Linked DNA regions of Homo sapiens: region 2 is linked to region 1. A link is a contact called in ENCODE Hi-C or POLR2A ChIA-PET data. All regions are on one chromosome and are shown on one strand. Each heading gives the region's core, a stretch centred on a gene start or an enhancer-like site at or near the end of the contact. The rest is flanking DNA. Distances are from core to core; before and after follow the strand shown. Region 1 overlaps MCF2L2 (MCF.2 cell line derived transforming sequence-like 2). Region 2 overlaps MCF2L2 (MCF.2 cell line derived transforming sequence-like 2).

Region 1 (3,415 bases), core at 9-2,508:
TCAAGCTGGAAAGGAAGATACCTCTTTGCCCCTGACTATTGTAATCACAGGCTCCCACAGCTTCTGCTTTTCATTTCTGGACTCAGGCTCTGTGTGGACGCATTTATACAGATGTTTCCTGCTTCTTTGTGCAGTAAGTTTGTGACAGTCATATTAACTCTTACTACCTGGAATGGAAACACGGGCACCCAAAAGAAGCTCTTGCTGAGGCCAGCTTCCCTAGATTCACTCTCTCAGCCAGACTCTTCATTTGGCCAATGTAGTCACATTTGAAATCCTTGTATCGGGGCTCTTACCTGCAGAATGCCCAGGTGTGAAAGTGGTAGCATTTACTAATTGATTTTGCTATCACTTCTTGTACAGAGGAGGCCATCTAACTTATCGCTCGCTCATTTGAGGTAGCCGCTATGTTCCATCTCTGAGTTCACAACCATCAGGTTCTTCCACACACCGTGTGACATGGCCACACTTCTTTGTTACTGGTGGAAAACAGTTGGAAGTATATTCGTTTCCTAGGGCTGATGTCGCAAGGAACCACAAAGTACGTGACTTAAAACAACAGAAATTTATTCCCTCACAGTTTTGACGGCTAGACGTCCAAAGGCAAGGTGAGAGCAGGCCCACGTTCCCTCTGAGGGCTCTCAGGAAGAATCCTTCCTTACCTCGTCTGAGCTTCTGGTGACTGCCGGCAATTCTTGGAGTTCCTTGGCTGACAGCTGTGCCACTCCAATTTCTGCCTCTGCCTTTGCATGGCTGTTCCCTCAGCGTGCGTCTCCATTTCTTTGTTTTCTTTTTTTATAAGGATACCAGTCATTGGATTTGGACCCATCCTAACCCAGGGCAACCCCATCTTAACCAATTGTATCTGCAAAGACCCTCTTTCCGAATAAGATCATATTTTGAGGGTCTCATAGACATGAGTTTTTGGGGGAACACTATTCAACCCAGTACAGGGGCGTCGCTGAATGAACTCCTTGGATAAATCAATATTCCCTCACAGTGATGAGTATTTTGTTTCCTGTCCCCTACTCCCAAGCACCACTAAATGCCAATAAATAAATAAATACTAGGGAATGCCAATAAATAAATAAATACTGGTGAACACGTATCTGAAAGAGGTTGTGCAACGTGGTCTCCGACCTTGAGATCAACTACAGTCTAGTTGGAAAGAAAAGGTACACGTGACGGAAAAGGTCATTCTTGCTCCTGCTCAGGGAATGTCCCTGCAGCTTCCTGTTGGAGGCGGAGCAGCTCCACACAGCACAGTGAACAGTGTGTGTGCCTGCCCTTGGTCAGCACCGTGTAGGGCATGTGCTCACCCGCTGGAGATCGGACCTTGGGCGTGGAGATGGGCAATACCGTCATATGTGTGGTCCTGAGAACATTTGTGCAACATGACCCAGAGGATATGTGCCCATATGTTTCTGCCAGACTTGAAAGACCCAGCGACTCCCCCCGAGTCACTTCCAGTAATAATGGGCTTACTGGAAAGCTGACCTGCAGCTTCTCAAGAAGTCACGATGGCAAAGCCAAGTTCGCGGAGATGGGAACTGAGCAAACCCAGGATCCACAGCACCTCTGGGGCCTGGGCCTGGGGAGGGAGCCGGGGTTCTTACCTGTGTGACCCGCCTGTATATGTCAAGTGCACCCACATGCCTGCTCGCCCCCCCTCTTACCACCTACTGACTGTTTTTTTCCCTTCCGTCAGTTTCTTCCTCTTCCTCATAATTTCTAATGACTCACCTTCTTCATAGTTCTGTTTCCTTCTCGTTTATTCCACTGCCTGCTTTCCCCTAAAGCATCTCACAGCCCCGTCTCCTGCTGGTCACCACTTCCTCCTGTTTTCTTCAGTTCAGGGAGAGATCACATTGCCAACCCCCAACCCTGGCACATTGTTTTTATGCTGGGGGCCCTATGGTCAGCTGCTGGTACCTCTCTGGATTCACATCCTCTGATTACTTGCCTATGAAGGTGCAGCAGCATGGCTGTGGATGGGGTGATGAGGAAAGTTCAGAGGTAATAAAGCACAAACCTTGCTGCCTGAGGCTGCCTCTTCAGCATTTCTGGTTGGGGCTGTTTCCTCTACAATAGCCTTGTGGATGCCTTAACTCACGTCACCCCATCTTCACAAGTCATTAGAGAGTGTACACCTCGACTTATTCCCCCTTCCCCTATCATCCTAGCCTCTTCTAGAATTACTTTGACAGCTGAGCCTCCACACTGACCAAATGTGTTCTTACAAGCAGCTTTACCTAAAACATGTTCCTCTTTCTATCATAGGGCGTGGTTGAGGATGTTGCTCAGTGACAACATATCACTGGGAGAAATGTTTCTTATGTCTTAGTAGGAATAGCTGTGCTTTTCCTGAACAACCGGTTTGTGTATGTCTTCAGACATAATAAATCGTACCACTCACCATGTTTCCCTCTGTATTGCTATTAGAAAGTCAGAGCCAAGTTTACATCAAGTTTAAATGGCTTTATTATATGCATTTTACATATAACCTCTTCATCTTTTCTTTTATCTTCTACACCTTCTGGAACAGTTCATCTGATTTATTGTCTTTATATTTAGGGATGGTGATCTCCCTATGTTGCCCAGGCTGGCCTCAAACTCCTGGACTCAAGTGATCCTCCTGCCTCAGCCTCCCAAGTAGTTGCGACTACAGGCAGGCGCCAAGCTCCCAACTTCTTTATTTTTTCTTCACCTTAATTCCCTCGGTTATTTTCTATCTGTCTATACTGTATATATTTCTGTAAGATGCGTCGAATGTTTAAAATGAGGTAGAGAGTGAATACATTGTAAGATAGAAACTACAAGTTTGAATATCCCTTAGCCAAAATGCTTGAGGCCAAAAGTGTTTTGGAGTTTTTTTTTTTTTAGGGGAGGATTGGAGTATTTGCATACGTACTGAGTTATGTTGCAGATGGAACCCAAGTGTAAACACGAAATTCATTTATGTTTCATGACACCTTATACACATAGACTGAAGGTAATTTTACATATTTTAAATAATTTAGTGCATGAAGGCCGGGAGCAGTGGCTTATGCCTGTAATCCCAGCACTTTGGGAGGCTGAGGTGGGCAGATCACCAGAGGTCAGGAGTTCGAGACCAGCCTGGCCAACATGCTGAAACCCTGGCTCTACTAAAAATACAAAAATTAGCCGGGCATGGTAATGCACGCCTGTAATCCAAGCTACTCGGGAGGATGAGGCAGGAGAGTCCCTTGAACTCAGGAGACAGAGGTTGCGGTGAGCCAAGGTCGTGCCACTCTACTGCAGCCTTGGCAACAGAGTAAGACTCCGTCTCAAAAAAATAAAAAATAAAAAATAATTTTGTGCGTGAAGCAAAATTTTGACTGTGTTTTGACTGCCACCCATCACATGTGGTCAGGTATGGAATTTTTCACCTCCA
Region 2 (3,712 bases), core at 1,157-3,656, 160 kb before region 1:
CTTTGTGAATTATGTATAGTACTGTACATAAGGAACTATTGAATTACAAACCTTCCCACATGAATCTTATGGTATTAAAATAAATAAATATTCAAAAATACACAGAAATCATTACCACATCTCTATTCTGTTTCCAAAAACAGCTGAGGGCCAGTTTTAGCCCATCAGGTGCCGTCTGCTATATAAATTGTACTACTAGTGGTTTTCACAGTCCAGCTTATAACAATAGCACAATAAATCCTAGTGGTCACTTTCTCAGAATGTAAGATATCGTCATTTAAAACATGTCACCTGTGGCTACAGAGTAGAGCCAGATGGTCTGAAAAGACATTAGTAAAATATTCTGAGCCACAGAGATGGAGCTGAACTTGGGTCACCCTCAGTCTCCTAGGCTCCTGCCTCCCTAACAAAATGTCCTTGAAGAATGGGACAGTTTAACTGCGTTTCAATCATAGTTGTTGGTCCTACAAATCAACATTTGTATAACTAAGCATGGATATTTATCACTGTGTTTCTCTACTTAGTTTCCTTATTTTAACTTCCAGTTCTGGGTTCATTATTAGAAACGGATTGGAGAAAGTACTTTTATTAGATGGTACAAGAGCAGTATTTCATATCAATGGTTAATTTTGTTATTGTTTCTATTTCTTTCTTTCTTTCTTTCTTTTTTGAGACCGAGTCTCATTCTGTTGCCCAGGCTGGAGTGCAGTGGCGCAATCTCGGCTCACTGCAACCTCCGCCTCCCAGGTTCAAGTGATTCTCCTGCCTCAGCCTCCTGAGTAGCTGAGACTACAGGCACGTGACACCATGCCCGGTTAATTTTTGTATTTTTAGTAGAGACGGGGTTTCACCATGTTGGCCAGGCTGGGATTGTTTCTATTTCTAAAGGACTTTTCTATACGGAATCTGTTGAGGGACCTATTTAAGTTAGAGTAATTTTTCTACATTCATTTTCCTCACATACAGTGTGATGAATAGTCTTTGGTGTTCGTTGTGTCCTCTTTTTATGATAAGTGGCCTAAAATGGGGTCTGATATTAGTACTCTAGGAAGGAATAGGAGAAGAATAGTGTTATTATTTGGCCTGTGAATTGTGATGAGACTTACTCCTTTGTATTGAAAGACTCAGTGGGATTATAATAACTACTCAGCTTTAGAAACCAGCCTCGTCAGAGAAGTGAGTGCAATCTGGGCCTCTTACTATTATGAAGTGTGAAGGGAAAATAAATCTCAGGACCCCCAAATCATTAAGCCAAAGGGTAGTGAAGCTGGGAAGTGCATCAGACAAACCTGCCTCCCATTTTATTCCTAAAGAAGATAGCTACAAAGATAAAAAAAAAAAAACGATATACCTCCCTAAAGATAAAAAATACTATATACCTCCCTCACAATTTGCCCACAAGGAATTCCTCGTGGAAAAAAGACGGACAGTACTCAGAGTTATCCCTCTGCCCCTGTGAAACAAACGCCTATCTGATTGCTTCCTCTGCCCTCCTGTTTCACTAAGCCAAACTGAGGCATAAGTGACTATTCCTCTACCCTCTTCTCACATGTAAATTGTGTATTGTGTAAAAGGCTAATCAGAGGCCGGGTGCGGTGGCTTACACCTGTAATCTCAGCACTTTGGGAGGCTGAGGAGGGTGAATCACTTGAGGTCAGGAGTTCAAGAACAGCCTGGCCAACATGGTGAAACCCCATCTCTACTTAAAAAAAAAAAAAAAAGAAAAATTATCTGGGCCTGGTGGCATAAGCCTGTAATCCCAGCTACTTGGGAGGCTGAGACAGGGGAATTGCTTGGACCCAGGAGGCGGAGGTTGCAGTGAGCTGAGATCACCCCACTGCACTACAGCCTGGGTGACACAGTGAGACTCCGTCTCAAAAAAAAAAAAAAAAAAAAGGCTTCTCAGAGACTCAAAAGACTGCAACCTTTTGTCTCTTATCTACCTATGAACTGGAAACCCCCCTCACCCGTGGAGTTGTCCTGCCTTTCCTGAATGACTAATGGACATCTTACGTGTATAGATTGATGTCTCACGTCTCCTTAAAATGTATAAGAGCAAGCTGTGCCTCCAGCACCTTGGGCACTTGTTGTCAAGACCTCCTGAGGCTGTGTCACAGGTGCGACCTTACCCATGGCAAAATAAACTTTCTAAACTGATTGAGACCTGTCTCAGATACTTTTGGGTTCACAGAAGGCAATGGAAAATACTGTTTTTCAAGTGTCTAAACAACATTAACGAGCAAAAGTGCTGCTTTGATGGAGTAGCTGGGGTGAGGTGTGGTTTTCGCTGGACTGGCTGTGGAACTGTGACTCAAAGGGTCAGGGAGATGAATTCATTCATCTGACTCATCAGGATGTACATCCAGAGTGTACAGTCACGAGTACAGAGTGTACTTGTCAATCCAGAGTGTACAGTCATGTGGGCAGCTGTGTTGCCCAAGGAGGGTAGATTTGCTTCAGAGCCCTCAGGGAGGATACCAGAGAGGCTAGATTTTGGGCACCCAACTGAGGCCTGAAATCAGAAGGCACTCCTTGGTTTTATTAAGAGTAAATGGTGGCACTGGCAAGTAAGTCTTACATGTCACGAGAATTTAAGTAAATTGTAGTAAAGGGCAGGAAACAAAGTTAATATGCCAGGCTCTTGTCCTTCTCTATTTAAAAACTAGGGGTCTGATGTTACTTCTTCCCAGTGGAATGACCTCATATGTGTATGATGGCTTTTCTTTGTTCATTTGCCTGGGTGATTGTTTTAGAATACCTCCTCACTGTTCTGCCTTTGCGTCATCTATTCTGTTTTGTTCAGATAGAAACCCACGTTCCATCTTTCGACATTTCAATTTAGATTGCTTCAGAAATTCAAAACACAACTTTTGCTTGAATTTATGAGTGCTAATGATTGTAAACATCTGGAATTTGGTCTTAGTGGAATTCTTGATGCATGATTTTTCTTCTTGGTCACTTGGCAAGCCAGAGACCCTGGGCCTTGCCCGATGCCCCACCCGGGCATTGCTCGGCCACACTACTGAGGCCCAGCTCACCTGTGTTATAGCTTGCATCCGCATCTGCTGGTTCCACACGACAGTGTAGAAGAACAATTAGGAAAGGGTAGGTATATGTAAAATACATGAGGGGTGGGGATCCATCACAGGAAAGCTCGACAAATGGGAAGACAAGTTCTCAATCCGGTCTGAGGATTTAACTTGTAGCTTGGCTTTCAGGCTTTAAACTATCTTCGGCTTGGAGAGGGGGTTTCACCGGGGACCTGCCCATATCTGCCTGGGCATTTGGCTGCCTCCTGCCACTCTCATGATCAATTATAAAGATGATAGCCACATACCATAACAAGCAGCCTCCTCTCCTATTTATTATGTGATATGGGTTGTTACAGTGAAGAATTGAGATGAAGTTGGAGAAGTTAGTGGGTGAGCGATTAGCTATAAAATTTGTGAATGTTGCCTTTTTAAAATCAAACTTTGGATGTAGAGTAGACAACTGTTTGCCACGCCCTTCAACATTTATTATGCAATCAAGAAAGTTTTCCAAGACTATGAGCCAGAGAGGGCTTGACTTTTTACTATTTATTTACTATTGTCAACTAAAGAATGAGGAGGTTCATAAATTTGGAAAGGAGAGCTTTATTTCTCATAAAGAGTTCCAACCTGCAGGGTGACCATTCTGACAGGCTGGGAAGCATAGCCTCCTGCCAGAAGCT

Evidence for each region. A loop is a pair of places that touch in the nucleus more often than their neighbours do. ChIA-PET counts read pairs that join two places held with the same protein, here RNA polymerase II (POLR2A). Pooled maps may share reads with other maps.
Region 2: a pooled map shows a loop between it and region 1 (1.9-fold over the local background). The contact joins two enhancer-like sites. A Hi-C loop is called at or near these places in 1 of 168 maps with a recorded cell type or tissue (naive thymus-derived CD4-positive, alpha-beta T cell) and 5 of 50 pooled maps. POLR2A ChIA-PET finds 5 or more read pairs at or near these places in 2 of 52 experiments (activated T-cell and activated naive CD4-positive, alpha-beta T cell).

What each region holds. Positions count from the first base shown.
Region 1 is chr3:183,209,402-183,212,816 of GRCh38, reverse strand. All of the region lies in intron 22 of MCF2L2 (MCF.2 cell line derived transforming sequence-like 2), which reads left to right. Among named protein-coding and RNA genes, the nearest start is that of B3GNT5, 42 kb to the left of the region's middle. Within about 2 kb of position 1,258, at least 13 of the 41 ENCODE cell types and tissues checked have a DNase peak (open chromatin) inside an H3K27ac peak, as active enhancers do.
Region 2 is chr3:183,369,650-183,373,361 of GRCh38, reverse strand. The region is part of intron 3 of MCF2L2 (MCF.2 cell line derived transforming sequence-like 2); the gene reads left to right. Among named protein-coding and RNA genes, the nearest start is that of MCF2L2, 57 kb to the left of the region's middle. Within about 2 kb of position 2,406, at least 10 of the 41 ENCODE cell types and tissues checked have a DNase peak (open chromatin) inside an H3K27ac peak, as active enhancers do.